Linked DNA regions of Homo sapiens: all the other regions are linked to region 3. The links are chromatin contacts, found by Hi-C or POLR2A ChIA-PET in ENCODE. All regions are on one chromosome and are shown on one strand. Each heading gives the region's core, a stretch centred on a gene start or an enhancer-like site at or near the end of the contact. The rest is flanking DNA. Distances are from core to core; before and after follow the strand shown. Region 1 holds the start of RRAGA (Ras related GTP binding A). Region 2 holds the start of PLIN2 (perilipin 2). Region 3 holds the start of MLLT3 (MLLT3 super elongation complex subunit). Region 4 holds the start of MAP1LC3BP1 (microtubule associated protein 1 light chain 3 beta pseudogene 1).

Region 1 (5,644 bases), core at 1,903-4,402, 1.6 Mb after region 3:
ACTACACCACATTGCCAATCCAAATTAGGAACCTCAGAATCCTTCCTTAAAAGTAGGTGATCTAAGAATCTGTTTCAGTATTATCCAATTTCTAGAGAAATACAAATGGGAAAGTGATCTTGCCCAAAATGAGTGAAACTCTATTCCTTGAGGGAGGTCACTTAGCTTCCTGGGCTTCAGCTTACCCACTATGTAAATTTGGAATTATATGAAGGAATAATCTACATTTAAAAAGCTAGGACCCATCAGTGCTGATATGTGCAAGTTATAAGAACAAAAAAAATTGCCGGGTGCAGTGGCTTATGGCTGTAATCCAGCACTTTGGGAGGCTGAGATGGGTGGATCACTTGAGGTCGGGAGTTCCAGACCAGCCTGGCCAAAGTGGTGAAACCCCGTCTCTACTAAAAAATACCAAAAATGAGCTGGGCGTGGTGGCACATGCCTGTAGTCCCAGCTACTTGGGAGGCTGAGGCAGGAGAATGGCTTGAACCTGGGAGGCGGAGGTTGCAGTGAGATCGCGCAATTGCACTCAAGCCTGGGCAACAGAGCGAGACTCCGTCTCAAACAAACAAACCAAAAATAAATAAAAAGCTATGACTCTTATGGTTAACTTTTCAATGGAAGTAATGGGGTGTAATGATTAGGAGAGTCAGTAGTCAGATTGCCTGGGTTTAGCTGTATGACCTTAATAAGATCATAGTTTGCTCATCTGCTAAAATAGCGATCAAAGTAACCTACCACATAGGTTGTGAGGATTCAGTAAGATAAATGCACAAGTGCTTAAGAACACCTGACATTTAGTAAGGGATCAAATATTCAAATAGGTTTCATATCCAGTAATTTGGGGAAGAATGGCTCAGTAGGTAGTAATGGTAGTTAACAGAGTATGCTATGCGCTAGGCACCATTCCTAAATACTTACCATGTTGAATTTAATCCTTTTAAACATCCTATCAAGTGGTTTTTTATTGTTGTTTTTGAGATAGGGTCTTGCTTTGTCACCCAAACTGGAGGCCAGTGACACAATTATGCCTCACTGCAGCCTCTACCTCCTGGACTCAAGCAATCCTCTCTCCTCAGCCTCCCAAGCAGCTAGGACTGTAGGCACGCACCACTACGCCTAGCTAATGAAAAAAAATTTTTTTTTGTAGAGAGAGGGTCTCTCTATATTGCCCAGGCTGGTCTCGAACTCCTGATCTCAGGTGATCCTCCCACTTCAGCCTTCCAAAGTGCTGGAATTACAGGTGTGAGCCACCACGACTGGCTATAAAGTAGTATTCTGACCCACATTTTACCAATGAGGAAACAAGTGTAATGAAATTAAGTATTTGCCCATGTTCACAGAGCTAGTAAGTGAAGGGACCAGAATACTAACTCAGGTGGTCTAGCTTCAGTCCATAGCATAAGCGCTTCTACAGCTGTTACCAAACATCACTAAAGTGCTGGGGGCTAAATTCACAGAATCAAATTTGCCAGTCAAGCAATACTTGTGGGCAGTCAGAATTTTTAGATTTGCATATTAAGCACTTTCAAGTTATTTCAAATAAGGACATGTTTTAAATTGCTAACACGTTTATTCATGAATGAAGCCAAGAAGAATTTATAAATGCATTTTAATACCTTGCTGATAAAATAGTAACATTCCGTCTTTGCAATCTGATACGGAATACAGGAAGATACTGGTAAAGGCTTTGATGTGCATATCTATCATAACCAGGTAATGAGAACACACACGAACCACCTACTTTAGTGTTACACCATACCAACTTCTCAGAAAGGTCAGCTTCAAGCTCTACTGGGTAGCTGAGTAAATAGCGTCCAATGTTTAAAGACTGGGGAAGCGGGGAGAAAGATGAAAGGAGTAAGCAGCACACACTTCAAAGCCCACTTTTAAGCACACGACATTATGAATATTAAAAATAAAGGATGCAAACAAAAAAGGCAATTCAGCATTTTCAGAAAGAGCATTTGGCAATATTCAACGCATAAGGAGACTGTGCTTGGGGCCATCCACTCTCTCCAGCTTCTCAAAGTGTTTCCGGGCATTGCGAATGTTGATCAGAGTGGCCGCAGAAGGGATCGACGGATCTGACATGACCACCATCACGTACGTATTTGAGGTGAAGATGTCGATGAAAGCAGCGAAGTTGGAATTCCTAACTTCCATGCTCTGGAAGGAAGCGGCCAATTTACTGCAGCTCAGCTTGAACTGTTTGATGATGTTGCTGATCTTCTCAAACCGGTGGACGTCGCGCTGCTCTTTGCACTGGTAGTGGGAAATAACCAAGAATGTAGCTCTTTCGAACAGCAGAACTTCATCGGCCTCAATGATTTGGGCAAAATTCCTGAGGTTCATCTCCAGCTGCTGAACGTTGGGAATCAGCTGGTAGACGATGCTGGACCAGGCTTTGTAGAGCGTCTCATCCCAGATGGACGTTCGAAAACAAGCACACTCCAGCGGGCGAGACAGACGCCTCAGGTCTTCCTCTCGCTCTTTAAAAATCAGGTCACGCTGATCCTCCTGAACCAGATCCATTTTGTGCACCAGGCAGAAGATTTTGGCGTCAGGAGAGTTCTGGAGGATGGCCTCCAGACACGACTGGTAATAATGCATGTCCTTTTCCAGTTCGCGGCTCTCCACGTCAAACACGTAAATCAAAACTTCCACGTTACGGAAGATATTGTCTCGCTGGCTGGTGAAGTAATTTTCCATGAAGGTGTCCTGACCGCCACAGTCCCACAGGTTCAGCACCAGGTTCCCTAGGAATCGGACGTGGGAGTGTTCCACGTCAATGGTGGCCCCCAGGCGCCGGGTGTCGCGAGCAATGTAATTGGCGAAGATTATCGACCTCATGCTGGTCTTCCCCGACCCGCTCTTCCCCATCAGCAGCACCTTTTTCTTCATGGCTGTATTTGGCATCACCCGCCGGGGCACCGCGGACTGGGCCTGAGGGCGCGGCCTACACGCAGCGCCGAGGGAGGGGTCGGGGGCTGCCGGGGACTCGCAGGCCGCGCCTCGCTCCGCTCCGCCGCGCAGCTGGGCAGGCAGGAGAGTCGAGAGCGCGAACCCGGGGCTGGAGAGGCCGCGGACGGGCTGGCTCTTACTCAGATGGGAGCGCCCGCGGCTGTCAGTGGCAACGGCTCGGGAGATACGCTCGCTTTCCGGGAGGGAGCCGCTGCGTCCCCGCCACCACCCACTTCCGGCGGCGATCTCGCGAGAGCTCCCTCGCTCCGCCCTCCGTGCCCGACGAGCCTTGAAAAGCCGCTGCTCTAATGAAACCTAACCGGGGCGGCGTGAGCCCTAAGATGGAAGGGAAGCTCGAGGACTTCGGTCTTTTGTTCTGTTGCAGCTGGGTTTGCTGTTGCTAGGGGTACGTGTGTGGTTGGCCGGGGGAAATGCTGCCCTCTCGTGGCCAAAAAAAGCCCCAACCGCCACCACCACCGCAACTGGCTTTAGGAGCGAGGTGTGTCGGGCCGGTTTCCGCAGGGGCAGCCGACTGGTGAAGTGGAGGGAAAGCCTAACTTCCCAGTCCGCTTAGGCCTCCCCAGCTTGCCCGGCCCAGTGAGTACAAGGGCAGGGCAGATGGAGACTGTGCAGGCGCGGAAAGTGAGACTTGTAGGCAAGCGATTGCCTGTTGCTGCGCAGCTAGGTAATAGCAAGTCCCTCCTAGGAGACATCCTGGCTTCCAGTGGGTGCTTTTAATTCCTTTCTCACATCTGCTTTTCCGTAATCTCAGACTTTAGAATTTATAATTAGAATTCCAAAGCTCGAGGAAATGATAATGTGGAATCCCAGGCATTAGTTCCATCCTCACAGTAACCCTGTGAATTAATAACCCTATTTTCAAGTTAGGGAATCAAAGGTTAGAGAGGTTAAGTCACTTGACCAAGTTACACAGATACTAAATGATGAAATGGAATTTGGTTTTAGACAATCTTGCTGCGGTCTATTTGCCTAACAATAGGCTACCCTGTGCCCCTCTCAAAGCATAATATGATTCTGCTCTTGGTCTTCAAGTAGATGAGTGAATCAGTGTCGCCAGTATCGTTCATACAGAATGAATGAGAGTCATCAGGATACTGAAGCCTCTGTATCTACCTTAAAGTCCTTTTTTTTTCTTTTGAGACGGAGTCTCACTCTGTTGCCCAGGCTGGAGTGCAGTGGCGCGATCTCAGCTCACTGCAACCTACGCCTCCTGAGTTCAAGCGATTCTCCTGCCTCAGTCCCCCAAATAGCTGGGATTGTGGGCACCTGCCACCACGCCCGGCTAATTTTTGTATTTTTAGTGGAGACGGGGTTTCACTATGTTGGCCAGGCTGGTCTGGAACTCAAGCCAGCCACCTGCCTCGGCCTCCTAAAGTGTGGGATTACAGGCGTGAGCCACCGTGCCTGGCCTAAAGCCCTTATCAAAGTGTATACTGTACTGTACAAATTCAGGTATTCCATTCTTTCATTTATTCAAAAAATATTTTAATTCCTACTGTTAACGTGTGCAGTAAAAGAAGTTCAAAAATGGCCTTTGCTGTAGTTTATGGAAATCATAGAGTGAAATTCCATAATACAATATAGTATGTGGAAAATCTCCTCTCAATGTATTCAGTTTCATCTCCTTGGTGCTACCTCTTCTGGAGCCTTCTTATCTGATCGCCTTTCACCACCATTCTGGGGTTTCCCTTCCCCGTTCTTTCGAGTTGGGTATTCTTTTTCCTGATTTCACATCTTCTCATTTTTGGCTCATTTGGTGGAACACATGTTCCAATAGTTTCCAGATAAAAAGTATGAGGAGAGTAAAAATTTCAAGAGATTGGATGTCTGAAAATTTCTTTGTTTTTACCCTCACACTTGATTGGTTGGACATAATTTTTCCTCAGAGTCTTGGAGGCATTGCTCTGTTGCTCCATCGTCTTTTAGCAGCCAGTAGTCTGATGCCTGCTTCTTGGTTTTGATCTATTCTTTCCTCTCTAAAAACATATTCGAAATTTTCTTATTCTAGTGTTCTGAAACTTAATGATAATTGGCATTGTTGAGCCCAAATTTGCATTGTACTGGACTCTCCAATGTGTCTTTTAATTTGGAAACCATGCCCTTGAATTCTAAACAATGTTCTTGAATTGTTTGATGATGTATTTCCTCTATTCTGTCATGTGAATACTCCTAAGGTCTGGATATCACATTTTACGGAGTCTCCTCTAATGTATTTTTTTTCTTTTTTTTGGAGACAGAGTCTCACTCTGTTGCCCATGCTAGAGTGTAGTTGCACGATCTTGGCTCACTGCAACCTCCACCTCCTGGGTTCAAGAGATTCTCTTGCTTCAGCCTCCCAAGTAGCTGGGACTACAGGCCTCCACCACCATGCCTGGCTAAGTTTTATTTTTGTTTTTGTTTTTGTTTTGAGATGGAGTCTTGCTCAGCAGCCTAGGCCGGAGTGCAGTGGCACTATCTCGGCTTACTGCAACCTCCGCCTCCCAGATTCAAGCCATTCTCCCGGCTCAGCCTCCCGAGTAGCTGGTATTACAGATGCCTGCCACCATACCTGGCTAATTTTTGTATTTTTAGTAGAGAGGGGGTTTCACCATGTTGGCCAGGCTGGTCTCAAACTGCTGGTCTTAAGTGATCTGCCCGCCTCAGCTTCCCAAAGTGCTGG
Region 2 (2,500 bases), core at 1-2,500, 1.5 Mb after region 3:
ACAAAACAACAACAACAAAAAAACACAACTGGGACTCAGATGACGTTTTAAGTTGTCTTTGAAAAACAATGCATAACCCTGCACGTATAAAGTTGCCTATGTCACATAACCCTAGGCAGCTGTCATTCTGGAGTGATCTGGAGTTAAGTTTTTTGTTTTCTTTTTCTTTTTTCTTTTCTTTTTTTTTTTTTAGACAGGGTCTCAGTCACTCAGGCTGGGGTGCAGTGGTACAGTGGCGCGATCTCGACTCATTGCAGCCTCGACCACCTGGGCTCAAAAGATTCTTTCACCTCAGCCACCCACCCGCCTGCCCCCAACCCCGCTAAACAGCCGGGACTAGCTGGGACTACAGGCGCGCGCCACCACGCTGGGCTGCTTTCTTTGTATTTTGAGAGAGACGGGGTTTCGCCATGTTGGCCAGGCTGGTGATTCGCTCGCCTCGGCCTCCCAAAGTGCTAGGATTACAGGCGTGAGCCACCGCGCCCAGCCGCCACAAAACTTTTAAAAGTTATTACTTCGCTAAAAATAACAGCGTAGAAGCCATTGTGCAGCGCCACGCGATCTCGGCTCACTGCAGCCTCGACCTCCCAGGCTCAAGCGATCCTCCCATCTTAGCCTCGCAGGTAGCTGGGGCCACAGGCGCACGACACCACGCTGGGCTATTTTTTAAAATAAAATAAAAATCTTCGCCAGGCTGGTCTCGAACTCCTAGGCTCGACAGATCCTCTCGCCTCAGCATCCCAAAGTGTTGTGATTACAGGCGTGAGCCACCGCTTCCATTTTTAGAGTTCTATTCTGAGGACTAACGCCGTTCAACAAGTTGGTGTGAATTTGTTTGCATTTTTCAAAACCCCAAAGCCGGCCTGGGCGCCATCCCCATTTGCCCCGGGCCTCTCAGGACCCCGACCACAGGCAGGACCCCGACCACAGGCAGCGCCCCGACTCCAGGCAGCGCCCCGACTCCAGGCAGGGCTACCTCCAACTCCCAGCCTCCCCAGGCCGGGCCCCCGCCCGGCTCCCGACAGGCTCCTCTCCCCGTGGCGGGGCCCCTCGCCCAGGCAGCACACCCTCTCAACCCGACCGGGCCCCCACCACTCTAGGAGGGCCGGCGTTGGGGGAGGGCGCCGGGACGTGCCCGAGGGTGACACTCGGGCTTGGGACAGGGCGTGCTGCCGCGGGTCACGTGCTGCGGAGGCTTGGGGAGGGGCGGCGAGGCGGGGTTTATAGCCCGGGCGCCCGCGGGCCCCACGCTTTGACCGGGTCGTGGCAGCCGGAGTCGTCTTCGGGACGCGCCTGCTCTTCGCCTTTCGCTGCAGTCCGTCGGTGAGTGCGCGCCCAGTGGGTGCCCCAGCGAACCGGTCCCGGGCCCCCAGCGGCGCCCAGTTGGGGTGGGGGGCTCCCCGGGGCCTTGGGACCGCTGCTCTGCTCCCCGCGGGGCTCAAAGGTGGACGGGACGCGGGGGTGATGGTCCGAGACCCCCCGCTCGCCTCGCGGCTTCCAGGTCCTGGCTGGGTAGGGGCGGTCTGCTGAACCCGCGCTTTCGACCCTTGCCTTTGTGCGTTGAGGCTTCTTTCCTGCCAACAGATTTAGGGCGATTGCTATCGAATGTCCCTTGGCCTGCTTGGGTGGTTGTGGGAAAACAATATTTGTCGAAGGGACATTATCGAAAGGGAAACGCGTTAGAAAACCGCATTTTTTTTTTGACGGAGTCTCGCTCTGTCGCCCAGGCTGGAGTGCAGTGACGCCATCTAGGCTCACTGCAACCTCCGCCTCCCGGGTTCAAGCGATTCTCCTGCCTCAGCCTCCAGAGCAGCTGGGATAACAGGCGCCCGCCACCACGCCCGGCTAATTTTTGTATTTTTAGAAGAGACGGGGTTTCACCACGTTGGTCAGGCTGGTCTTGAACTCCTGACATCAAGCAGTCCACCCCCCTCGGCCTCCCAAAGTGCTGGGATTACAGGCGTGAGCCACCGCGTCCGGCTTGGCTAGCATTTTTGTTAACAGATACTCGGAGAAACAAGAGAAGTATGTCAACAACTTTACTTCTCCCTCCTGAGTATTGCAAGTTTACACATAAGCTCTGAAACTTTGCCTCAAAAGAGGGAGTGGGGTTGTGTGGGTGTGGGTCTTTCAGGAGGGGGACCTGGAGAGCTGGAGAGAGGAAAGAAGTGCAGAAGACTACAGGGAGCTCACCCTGCATTTTTCTCTACTTGTAATCAGCATTTGCTTGGGTTGGGGAATGAATTTGGGAGAGTCTTATCCCGGTGTTCTGAAATAAGTCTCTTTTCTGCAGATTTCTTTCTCCAGGAAGAAAAATGGCATCCGTTGCAGTTGATCCACAACCGGTATGAATTTTGAGTAGCCTTTGTCTACTTTCTCTCCTTTTGTGTTTTGAGAGATTAATAAGCATACCCTCCCTACTTTGATTGCAGAGTGTGGTGACTCGGGTGGTCAACCTGCCCTTGGTGAGCTCCACGTATGACCTCATGTCCTCAGCCTA
Region 3 (6,075 bases), core at 83-2,582:
GGAAAAAGGGGAGTAAAGAGAAGGCAAAAGAGGTCTAAGGGCTAGGAAGATGCAAGGATCTTTTTTTAACGAACCAAAGTCACATCCATCTTTCACTTTCAAATCAATCGTCTAGATCTTATCCGTTTCCTTTTTAAAGGTTATCTGCGTCTGTAAAGGAAGCCAGTAGTTGATACTCCTCTCCGCGCCCCACGCGTGGCCGCGCTGTTCTATCTCCGGCCACTGAGATCAAATACAACGCGAGTGAGAACATTTGCAGAGGCGCGACTCTGGGAACACTCCTGCGACTGGCTGTCACCCGGGAGTCTAACCGGATTAATACTCAGAGATGGATTACGCTGGTTGTCACCAATACGCCTAAAGATTATAATCCAATTTACGCACATTACAGTCAGTATTAACTTTATCTGCTATTTTAAGACTCCCGGTTGCCCCGCGCGTCCTCAGAGGACAATCCTCCACGTTCTGATGCAACTCAGTAGGCTGTCAGGAGGGGAAGCCCCCCGAAGAAAACAACTCCAAGCCTGGTCCCCGAGGGTCTGTACCCGGCACTCCCAGGTGTCTTGCTTTCACCTGGGCACCGCTTTATGAAGCTTCCCAGCCGGGGATTACCAAAGCGGAAGGCGTTCCCTTGCAAGGAAATAGCATCCTTGTTTCTCCCTTGTTCATTTCATTTTCAAATTTTCGGTGGCGGTGGCAGAAGGGCGGGGAGTGAGGGTGGCGGGCGGGTGCCTGTGAGTGGATGGGGCAGGGGGCCAGGGGATCGTTGCGGGTTAGAACAGCCTCAGTCATTGCTATTTTCATGCTCGTTTTTTGCAGGATGGCATTTCTCTCGCTCTCTTTAAGTAAGTTTGTTTGGGTGTGAGTTCTTGTCTTTTCAGCACAAAACCACAGAAATACGTGGTGGAAAGTAAAAGAAAGCCCACTCCCTCCTCCCCGTGCGTACTAGCTAAGGACTTGATTTAACACCCCCTCTCCGGCTGCTGAGGGCTCTAAGCAGTGGCTACATTCCAGCAGTTTTAATCCGTTTTTTATTGTAGGGCGAGCAGAGTTTACACAGGGGCTGGGATGGCTCCCCAGCTGGCCGCTCTCCCCACTCCTGCGTCCCCTCCCTGCCACCCCCCCAGCAGGAACCTGTTACTTTAAGCGAGGCTTTCCAGTGTGGCGCTGCGGGCCGCCGGGGTTTCGGGAGGTGGCAGGTGATTGGCTCTTTCGAGCTCCCCCTGGCTCGCTCGCTCTGCCTCCCCGCGCGCTCCGCCCCGCCCGCAAGCCCTCCCTCCGCCCTGTGAGGCTCGGAGCCCGGGTGTCAGGCGCCACGGCGCATGCTCCGCAATCATCTTCTTTACCCTGGAGCTGCTGCTGCTGCTGCTGCTTTTGCTTTTGGGGCTGAGTTTAATAAGCGAGCGAGCGAGCAAGCGAGCGCGGGGGGAAAAAGGCAGAGAATGTCCGCCATCTACCCTCCGCTCCTGGGCGCGCTCTCATTCATAGCAGCCTCTTCATGAATTACAGCTGAGGGGGGGCGGAGGAGGGGGGGGTACCACACAACACCCCAGCAAACCTCCGGGCCCCCAGGCATGGCTAGCTCGGTAAGTACGCGCAAAAATAATAATAAAAGCCCTCCCCCACTTTCCTTCCTCGCCCTGCGCCGCCGCAGCCCAGACAGCGCCAGCGCTCCGCGGTTCCAATTAGAGAAAGGTTGGTACGGCTTGCAGGGAGCTGCCGCCTCTCCCTCAGCCTCCGCTCCCCTCCTCCCCCACCCCCCCCCGGCGCGCACACAGACACACAGACACACACACACTCACACACGCTCACACTCGCCCCTCCACCCCCCGCGCCTCCCTCCCTCCTCGCCTCTTTGCAGTCACAAGAAGCGCACTCACACACTCCCTCTCGCTCACACGCGCGCACTCACACACACACACACACACGGTGGAAGGAGGCGAATAATAACTCAGCCATATTTCAGCCGCCGCCGCCGGGAGCTGCGGGCACAGTCCGGGGACGCGGCGAGCAGCCTCGGCGGCCGCACCTCCGCAAAGCGCCGCGGCCGCTACGATGGTGCGTTCTCCGCGGCGCGCGTGTGTGAGCCGAAGTGTGCGGGGCTGACAGCGGCGGGGCCGCACGCAACTTTGCCCCAGCGCCGGGAGGTGCTGAGCGCGAGCCGAGGCTCGGCGGCTGTCCGCCCGCCGCCCTGCCTTTCTGAATTTCATTTTTTGGGGGGAGGTGGGAGATACTTTGGAGCCACTTGGGCTCTTGAAAGTGTGTTGCGGGGGCTCGGTTCGACTGGCCTCGCCGATCGCGTGGGGCTTTTCGCTGGGGGGTGCGGGGTGCTCTAAGTTATGGATGCCTCGGCGTGTTTTCCTGCGGGCGTGTGTGTGTGTTTCAGTGTGTATGACGACGTCTCATTTTTGTTGTGCACGAACCCCGTGGCAAGAGCACGGGAGTTTGTGCCCATCAGCAGAGGCTGCCTGTAGTTTCCATTTCGCCTGGCACAGCGCTCCACACGCACGCACACACACGTACACAAAGACTTCCTCGGCGTGTGCCTGTCGCCGCGGTACTTTCGGGGAGGGGGCTCGCCAGGAGCCCTTCGGTCCCCCTGGGTCCCAGCCACCTCCCCTCCCACGCCGGGAAACCGCCCCGGCATCGCCTTCTGATTTGTTTCCGATGCATTTGTTGTCGTGCTTGTCGTGGCTGAGTGTGTTCTCCCTCTTTTCCCCGACCCCCTTCCCGACTGGGGATAACATTCCGTTACAATCCTGTCCGATGTAGATGCGGGGCCCGGGGCGCCTGGGGCCAAGCCGGGCCGGGCGGGCGGGTATATTTGGGGGTGTGGAGTGTGCGCGCCCACGCGCGTGAAACGTGGATGCAGAGGGCACCGCCGTTTCCTTTTATGTGCGTTTCAAGAAGGAGGAAAAAAATGTCAGGCGCAACGTTCACTGCCGAAACCTCGCCTTCCTGTTATTCACGGCTGTCTCTCCTCCCCCTGCCCGCAGTGTGCCGTGCAGGTGAAGCTGGAGCTGGGGCACCGCGCCCAGGTGAGGAAAAAACCCACCGTGGAGGGCTTCACCCACGACTGGATGGTGTTCGTACGCGGTCCGGAGCACAGTAACATACAGCACTTTGTGGAGAAAGTCGTCTTCCACTTGCACGAAAGCTTTCCTAGGCCAAAAAGAGGTAGGGCTCGAATACAAAAGGGTCTTGATAAAAAATGTCTTTGAAACAATCGCTTGGCCCGGGCGGTCCCGCTGTCCCGCTCCCCGCCCCCCGCGCCGCGCTCGCCGGCGTAGCCTCGGGATCCGGGTGCGCGGCGCCGCGCGGGCCAGGTCCCGGCTCCCGCCTGCCCGCGCGCGCGCCACTTCGGCTTGGTGAAAGTCACCGCAGAGAAAGGACCGTCAGGTGTCGAGTGTTTATTCATCCCAAGCCAGCCCTCACCAGTCCTCTGGGGTTAGCCGCGGGTTCTGTGGGGAAGGTGCAATTAGTTGTTGAGTTTGGAGATGTGGGGAATCGGGCTGGAGGGAATAAACACTTTGCGCGTGTGTGTGTGTGTGTGTGTGTGTGTGTGTGTGTGTGTGTGTTTTCCTAGAGAAATTAAGATTTACCTGTGTTATTAGCAAAGAATGTATTGGATGTAGTTATTGTTCGGTCTTGGCAAGTCGGTTCTCTTTAGGGTCTTCTGTGCTTTCCTGTCTGTGTATGAGGCACCAGGTGCCAGTTGCCATAGACTTTTCTTTTTGTGGCTTAGCCACCGCCACACCCACTCCAGTCTGGATTTTATGTTTACTTGGGGGGCTTACTCGTTCCTCCCTCCCACCCCCGCGTGCCACTTGACTGCTCCTTTGATTCTGAGCAACGTTCCAAAGTGTCTGCCGGATGTGATCTGCAGGGAGACTGTTCTTGCAAAGGTCGAAGCTAAGTTGAAGAGGAACGATGTGGAGGAAGCCTTTTGCTTTAGTCCCTCCCCACCTTGGTTCTTAGCCTTGGAGTCTAGTTTGCATAATCCTACTGGGCCTCTGTGGTCCCAAACATTTTCCATAATGGGCAGGACAGTTTTGGAAAAAAGAAACGGAGTGTCATTTTGAAAGAAATTTAAAGAGGGTTTGAGAAATACCGATTTCTTTTCCCTTCAACCTCTGGAAAACTAATGTCTGGTTGTTTTAGTTGGATTAGTGAAGGTAACAGTACAAATACAATAAGGTGCTTTGTTTGTGAGCAGGTTTATTTATCTAAGTCGACACAATGGTTAGTAGTTATCTTCCATTTGATCCGTAATCTTTATTGGCATCTAGAACTCCTGTCGTTTCTTAGAGTAATATCATAATAAATCCATTCTGCTTAGAGCTGTGTGGAAATTATTGAACATTCAGGGGGCTGAATAAAGAAAGGAGAAGCGTCGTGTGCCTTAGAGGTGGCAGAGGTTTGTATTGGTGCTTAGTTTTGTTTCCAGAGCTCATGTAATGGGAAGTAGGATTGTATTTTTTGCCTTTAGTGGTTTGGTTTATAACTCCTCCTGAAAACTTGAACGGTTGAATTTGATGGTCTTTGTTGGATGGTTAATAAATAAATCCAGTTTCTTATAGAGGGCTAGAAATATGCATGGCCTATAGGAAATAACATTTGAAATTTGTTAGCATTTTATGTTAAAATATAGTCAGAGATTATTATATTTCATATTTCCTCCAAACTGTGGTAAGGATGAGCGATGTCAAATTTCTATCGCTGATGAGGTTGATATGCTGCTTCTCGGATTCTCTCTCTCCCTTTCCATGTGTCTGTAGAGCAGAGGAGTTTAAACAAAAGAAACCACTTTCTAAGATCCTTGGTACACATTATTACTACTACTTGGCTGCAGTTCACTTCAAGGTGAAATAAGCTTTTAAAAAGCAACATTTATTAGGAAAATTAACTCAGTTGGCAGAAGATGTAGCTCTTAAGGTAACTTTGTTTAGGCACCTTGACAATCAACAAATTGGCATTATGAAATTAAAGATGATCAACCTCTATTTTACCATTGTTTTTCTGCTTCAGTGGATGTGTGCATTGATGTTATTTTTATTTCCTATACTTAATGATTTTCTGTCTGCCCTGAGGGAACATGAGGGTGCTGCTCACATAGGCCACACCTGGGAGTTGTTGCTAGGCGTGGTAAGCTGCTTGATAGCAGTGATGACTTCTCAGAGGTCTCTGGTGAGAGATGTCTGCTTGTTGGTTGGATTCCTCAATTTTTATACTCAACTGTGGAGGTTCTCTATGCAGTCTATAAGCCATTGTTTTAAAATGTTTATTTTTGGATTTTTATTTGTATGCGTGCTTCCCATGATGTGACAAGTCCTGGGAAAAGTGCCAGCTTACATCACCCAGGAGAGACCTTGTCATACTGTAATTACACATGATTCAGATTGCAAGAGAAGGTTTCTCTGTTCATTGGGAATAGTTGTAAGTTCAAGCAACACCAAACATGCCACTTAATCCTGGGACTTATTTTTTGGCTTATAAAGTCTTTCAAAATGATAAGAATAAATATAGAATAAGAATGCCAAGAATTTGTATGTCTACTTCCAGTACCTTTTAAAGTGTTATGTTAGCTATATTGTAGATCTATAAGTGATAGAGTAAAATTCTACCAATTGGAAATTGGAGAAACTGAAAATATGAATTTGTGAGAAATCTGAGTTATAAGATCTTTAAAAGAAATGCTCATATTCTATAATAAATAAGCTGTGTTGGCTATAGTGACAATCTAAATCACTTTCACTGTATACAGTAGCTGCTAAACAGAGATGAGCCTTAGGACTGAGGATGAACTGCTCAGCCACAAAGATGAAAGAGTCCTTAGTTTTGTAAATCTTTGGTTTGGAAAAGTGAATTGATTTTCAGGTTGATTTCCTTTACTTCACAGTAATATTAGAATTTGTAGGAGAAAAAATTATAGTATTTTTAACTTGTTGCTTAATGAGAATTATGTATACCATTTCAGAATTGAGCTAATTGGATTTGAATTAATGAGGTTTTACTCTGTCACAAAGATGGGTGGGAGACCTTCAATTTAAAACTAATGGCACAAAATCTTAGAAA
Region 4 (5,703 bases), core at 1,127-3,626, 1.2 Mb after region 3:
CCTTTCCTCGGTTGAACCCAGGCTCTTCACCCCCGGAGTCGGCCTGTGACCCTTTCAATTTGGTGGGTAGAAATCTCCGGGAAGAGGCTGTACAAGTCACAATACAACCCCTCTGGAAAAGACGTGAGGCTTAACCCATAAGCAGCAATGGAAAAGGAAAGCTACAATCTCTAAATCAGTGGTTCTCAACCAGGAACAACTCCCGGCTCTCCTCGCCAGATATATGACATTTGACAATGTTTGGGACACTTTAGGTTGTCACAACTGGAAGGGTAGGTGCTACTGGCATCTATACTGCTGAACTCCTTCGCTCGCTCACTCTCTCATCCACACCCATATACCCACACATACCCCAAGTCGCTTGTCTCTGTGGAGGCTTGCCCCAGTTTCTCAGTAGCTCTGGTGGATCTGGGGGTTAGGGATCTAGACCGTCAAGGGGCCAACCAAACTGAAACCTGGAGTGGAGTCACCAAGAGGCAGAGCCCAGTGGGCCTGAAACATACACACTTTCAGGGAATCTCGTATAGATATATGCATGAACACGGCCTTGGGGTGGCAGAAGCGTTAGCGTTATCAGCTTTGGGGTAAATCCATTCTCTGGAACCTTGGCTTTAAAGAGCTCCCGCAAAGCGCAGAGCTTTCCTCTGGGGGCGCATTTCTGCAGCCCAGAGTCAGCACGGTCCGCTCACCTGGAAACATGCCCGGCGGCGAGTATAGGCAGGCACGCAAGAACTCTCTCCTGCCTGCGTGGGAGGCAAAAGCCGCCCTGGCCGCCCCCGCCGCAGCCCTGCGCCCCGCGCCCCGCGCCCGCCAGCCCCTAGTCCCACAGCCACGCGCCTTCTAGTCCCACACCCCCGAGCCCCGCAGCCCCGCGCCCTTCAGCCCACCGCGCTCTCGCCCGGCAGCACTGCCCCCTGGTGGGCGCCCGGAGCAGCGCCCGCCCGCTCCTCGGACACCCAGGCCGAGCTGCTCCCAGTCCGCTCCAGACACTACACTCATCGGGCTCCGCTCCCCACGCCCGCATCTCCCAACTGCCAGCCGTAGGACCAAGCAGAAGTGCATCCCTGACCTTCCTGTGGTCCCAGCGGACAATGGCCAAGACACCACACTCACAATGTGTCTTGCAGGTCATAGCTCCCCTTTCTGATATTTTCAACTCATGGGTATGGCTCCTGTTGGCTTCTTTCACGCTTGCTCTGCACAAAAATACGCACACACTCACACTCACACGCACACACACACACTCCTCAGTACTCCTGACATCCAACCAGGTGCCGTGGACAGAAGAGCCATCATCTGCCCAGCGGTCTGGCAGCCTGGAGACCTTTCCCCTGGCCTAGTGCTCGCTGCCCGTCAGGTATCAGTTTGGACGCCGCATTCCAATCCAGGAAGCCTTCCTCACCCGGGCAAGGTATTCTCACCACACCCCAAAACTCTTTTGCTCTAAGGCAGGGGTCTCCACACCCCAGGCCGCAGACCAGTACCCCTTTGTGGCCTGTTAGGAACCGGGCTGCACAGACGGAGGTGAGCCCCGGGGCGAAGGCAAGCATGACCGCCTGAGCTCCACCTCCTGTCAGATCAGCAGTGGCATTCGATTCTCATAGGAGTGTGAACCCTGTTGTAAACTGCGTATGGGAGGGATCTAGGTTGCATGTTCCTTATGAGAATCTAATGCCTGATGATCTGTCACTGTCTCCCATCATCCCCAGATGAGACCACCTAGTTGCAGGAAAACAAGCTAAGGGCTCCCACTGATTCTACATTATGGTGAGTTGTAATTATTTCATTACATATTACAATGTAATAATAATTATTATTCTTATATTACAATAATTATTTCATTATACGTTACAATGTAATAATAATAGAAATAAAGTGCACAATAAATGTAATGAGCTTGAACCATCTGAAACCATTCTCCACCTCACACTCCCAGCCCTTTCCAGTCTGTGGAAAAAAGTGTCTTCCATGAAACCGGTCCCTGGTGTCAAAAAGGTTGGAGACCGCTGCTCTACGGATTGATTGGTTGGTAAATTGATGTTTGGATTCAGTCTCCCAGGCCCTGGGTTTGTCTCTGGGAATACAAAGATGAGGAGGCCAGGCGGTGCGGGTAGGGAGAGGCCAGACTGGATGGCTTTATCCCACCAGACATCCTAAGATTTGGGAAGAGAACAGGTTTTCTTCCAAGTGAACCCCCAGGCCAGCTTCCTAAAACCTCCTCTTTCCTAGCTCAGCCCACACCCCTCTCCTCCTTAGTGCTGCCTCCCTTCACTGCTTCTCGGGGTATTTTCCACAGCTGGTTGTAGATAGCGGTACCCCTCCCCGCCTCGGAGGGAGGGCATGAAAAGGTATTACAGGAAATTTCACCAGGGACCATGGGAGAGAAAGAGGAAGCCCTGGGCATGTGTGTGCCAGCACTTGTCAGTGTGCACCTATGTGTGCATACAAGGTGCGTGCACACACGGGAGGAGTCTAGAGGTTCCACAACGCTAAATCCATTCTGGCGGTTTTAGCTAAAAGTGGGGAGGGGATTCCACATTCCTGGCACATGACAGTGTAGTGAGTGGTTCAAATAACGTTTGCCCAAAATTCACCTTCACCCAGAATCTCAGTATGTGACCTTATTTGGCAATGGGGTCTTTGCAGATGTCATTAGTTAAGATGAGGTCATACTGGATTAGGGTGGGCCCTAAGTTCAATGACTGATGTCTTTGTAAGATAAAGGAGAAACTTAGACACAAGGCCACAGGGACACAAGGAAGAAGCCCCATGACAGTGGAAGGAGAGACATGGAGCAGATTCTTGCTCAGAGCCTCCAAAAGGAGCCAACCCTGCCCACACCTTGATTTTGGACTTCTGGCCTCCTGAACTGTGACAGAATAAATTTCTGATGTTTCAAGCCACTAAGTTTTGAGGTGATCTGTTACACAGCCATGGAGACAGGCCCAAAGGCCATGTGAAAGACCAGGAAGAACACACAAAGCTCTGAGAGACTCGAGTGAAGGGGACAAGGGGGAGATGCTCAAAACCAGAAAGACTGGAAAGGAAGGCAGGGACCAGATCGTGGAGGAGACTTCAGATCACACTCAGGGTCTCCAATCAGGTTTGTTTTGTTCTAAGAGCAATGGGGAGGAACTGGTGGGGCCTGAGCAGGAAGGACACTGTCAGATTTCTCTCTAGAAAGACAGCTGTGGCTCCAGCAGGACAGATGGGCAATAGAAGGTGGCACCTTCTCCAGGATACGGAAAAATGGATGGATTTGAGACATTGGAGAAGTGGAATTAAAAGGATTTATTTACTATTAGATTGGATATGGGTTGGACACAGTGGCTACCACCTATAATTCCAGCACTTTGGGAGGCCAAGGCAGGAGGATCACTTGAGCCAAGGAGTTTGAGACCAGCTTGGGCAACATAAAGAGACAAAATTTAAAAATTAGCCAGGCATGGTGACACATGACTGTGGTCTCAGTGACTCAGGAGGCTGAGGCAGGAGGGATCCCCTGAGCCCAGGAGAGTGAGGCTGCCTTGAACTATGATTACACCACTGCACCCAGCCTGAGTGACAGAGCAAGACCCTGTCTCAAAATAGATTGGATATAGACAACTGAGGGAGGTGGGGACTGCCTCTGCCAACTGAATGGAAAGTGACACCACTCACTGAGAAAGTGGACAAGGCCCAGATTTAAGAGAGGTATAAGTAAAGGCAAATGTGAGTTGTCTATGGGCATCCAATAGAGATGGCCAGGAAATAATGAGACTTGCAGACCTGTCACTGAGCAAAGAGAGATAGCTTGTGACTCCTCACTATGGCCACAGGCAGTACCAGCATCCAGGACTGTTAAGCAGCAGATGGTTTTGATTACTAGCTGCCGTTTACAAAAACCTGAGGATGCTCAAGTCCAGGACATAAAATCATGCAGTATTTGTATATAACCTATACACATTCTCCCCCCGCCCCCTTTTTTTTTTTTTTTTTTTTTTTTTTTTTTTTTTTTTTCCTGAGACAGAGCCTTGCTCTGTCACCCAGGCTGGAGTGCAGTGGCACGATCTCGGTTCATTGCAACCTCCACCTTCTGAGTTCAAGCGATTATCCTGCCTCAGCCTCCCGAGTAGCTGGAACTACAGGCATGCACCACCACGCCAGGCTAATTTTTGTGTTTTTAGTAGAGACGGGGTTTCACCATGTTGGCCAAGCTGGTCTCCAACTCTTGACCTCAAGTGATCCGCCCACCTCAGCCTTCCAAAGTGCTGAGATTACAGGCGCCAGCCACCGCTCCCAGCCCTCCCCTATACTTTAAATCATCTCTACATTAGTTATACGTAAAAGCTATGTAAATAGTTGTTACATTGTACTGCTTCCAGAATGACAAGAAAAAATACTTTCTACCGCCCGCGCCGCCCCCAGGAGCCGCGGGGACCCTCGCGCCGTCGCCGCCGCCGCCTGGATCCCCGCACCAGGCCAGCGGAGAAGACCTTCAAGCAGCGCCGCACCTTCCAACAAAGAGTAGATGTCCGACTTATTCAAGAGCAGCATCCAGCCAAAAGCCCGGTGATAACAGAACGATACCAAGGTGAGAAGCAGCTTCCTGTCCTGGATAAAACGAAGTTCCTTGTACCTGACGTTCGAGACGTCAACATGAGTGAGCTCATCAAGATAATTAGAAGGCGCTTACAGCTCAATGCTAATCAAGCCTTCCTCCTGGTGGTGAACGGACATAGCATGGTGAGCGTCTCCACACCAGTCTCAGAGGTGTATGAGAGTGAGAAGGATGAAGATGGATTCCTATACATGGTCTATGCCTCCCAGGAGACGTATGGGATGAAATTGTCAGTGTAAAACTAGAAAAATGCATCTATTCTAGAATTTTTTAAACCCTTACCAAGGGAAAAAAGGGGTGTTGCCAACTGAGATCGATCAGTTCATCTAATCATAGATCATCAAACAGTAGTGTTCCCACCTAGGAGCGTTAGAAGTTGTGTTTGTATTTCAAGCGGCAGAACTGAGCTCCAAGTGAGAACGTTCAGCTTTGGAAACTATATGATTTAATGTAGGCTAGTTTGTTTTCAAATTTTAAAAGTTTAAAAATAAAATACTTTGCATTCTAAGTTGCCAATAAAATAGACCTTCAAGTTATTTTAATGCTCTTTTCTCACTAATAGGAACTTCCAATTCCAGCAGTAATTTAAAGGCTTTCAGAGAGACCCTGAGTCTTCTCTTCAGGTTCACAGAACCCAGCGCCTTTTCGGATAGAAGTTTTCTACTCAGCTAGAGAAATCTCCCTAAGAGGATCTGTAGGCCTCAGCTGTGAAGCATAATCCCTGCAAAACGCATTTGCCGTAATAGTTGGCACAAACGCAGGGTAAATGGGGTGTGTGTAAGAAAACAGCCCTGACTGTAAACTGCTGCTCGAGGTTCCTGACTCCTAACAGAACTACACCCAAAGTCCACACTCTTGCAGGGGTAGACATTTCTTATTTGGTTTGTTCTCTAGTTACACACATAAAGATACCACTGAAAAGGAAACTTGAGTAATTTATAATTTTGATCCAGTTTCTCAAAAGACCCTGGAGAAAGAGTGGCACTTCTTCTGTTTCAGCTTTTGTCTGAGTTCAAACTAGTGCCTGTGTTGGTATGGAAAGAAGCAGTGTACCAGTGTCATTCTTTAGGACAGCGGTAGAAACCACAGAATAGTATAACTAA

The links. Hi-C counts contacts between places; a loop is a spot of excess contacts on that map. ChIA-PET counts read pairs that join two places held with the same protein, here RNA polymerase II (POLR2A). Pooled maps may share reads with other maps.
Region 1: a loop to region 3 is called in a map of naive thymus-derived CD4-positive, alpha-beta T cell, with 32 times the contacts of the local background. The contact joins the promoter of RRAGA here to the promoter of MLLT3 in region 3. A Hi-C loop is called at or near these places in 3 of 168 maps with a recorded cell type or tissue (CD4-positive, alpha-beta memory T cell and naive thymus-derived CD4-positive, alpha-beta T cell) and 9 of 50 pooled maps.
Region 2: a pooled map shows a loop between it and region 3 (13-fold over the local background). The contact joins the promoter of PLIN2 here to the promoter of MLLT3 in region 3. A Hi-C loop is called at or near these places in 9 of 50 pooled maps. POLR2A ChIA-PET finds 5 or more read pairs at or near these places in 2 of 52 experiments (CD4-positive, alpha-beta T cell and naive thymus-derived CD4-positive, alpha-beta T cell).
Region 4: a loop to region 3 is called in a pooled map, with 4 times the contacts of the local background. The contact joins the promoter of MAP1LC3BP1 here to the promoter of MLLT3 in region 3. A Hi-C loop is called at or near these places in 2 of 168 maps with a recorded cell type or tissue (heart right ventricle and naive thymus-derived CD4-positive, alpha-beta T cell) and 12 of 50 pooled maps. POLR2A ChIA-PET finds 5 or more read pairs at or near these places in 1 of 52 experiments (GM12878).

What each region holds. Positions count from the first base shown.
Region 1 is chr9:19,046,935-19,052,578 of GRCh38, reverse strand. RRAGA (Ras related GTP binding A) reads right to left here and starts at 3,152. Exons shown (of 1, transcript NM_006570.5): 1 at 1,554-3,152. The coding sequence starts at 2,919. The coding sequence ends at 1,978. It also overlaps a transcript of SAXO1 not described here. RefSeq lists a silencer at 2,894-3,083 and an enhancer at 2,691-3,212.
Region 2 is chr9:19,126,242-19,128,741 of GRCh38, reverse strand. PLIN2 (perilipin 2) reads left to right here and starts at 1,250. Exons shown (of 8, transcript NM_001122.4): 1 at 1,250-1,323; 2 at 2,294-2,345; 3 at 2,433-2,500. The coding sequence starts at 2,316. RefSeq lists a silencer at 912-1,471 and enhancers at 984-1,493, 1,494-2,004.
Region 3 is chr9:20,617,756-20,623,830 of GRCh38, reverse strand. MLLT3 (MLLT3 super elongation complex subunit) reads left to right here and starts at 1,332. Exons shown (of 11, transcript NM_004529.4): 1 at 1,332-1,586; 2 at 2,997-3,177. The coding sequence starts at 1,575. RefSeq lists silencers at 734-873, 894-1,353, 1,774-1,923, 1,994-2,043, 3,264-3,383 and an enhancer at 2,974-3,103.
Region 4 is chr9:19,460,062-19,465,764 of GRCh38, reverse strand. It overlaps MAP1LC3BP1 (microtubule associated protein 1 light chain 3 beta pseudogene 1), which reads left to right and starts at 2,376. Exons shown (of 2, transcript XM_047424278.1): 1 at 2,376-2,449; 2 at 4,461-4,839. The coding sequence starts at 2,376. The coding sequence ends at 4,839. RefSeq lists a silencer at 561-1,020 and an enhancer at 4,385-4,886.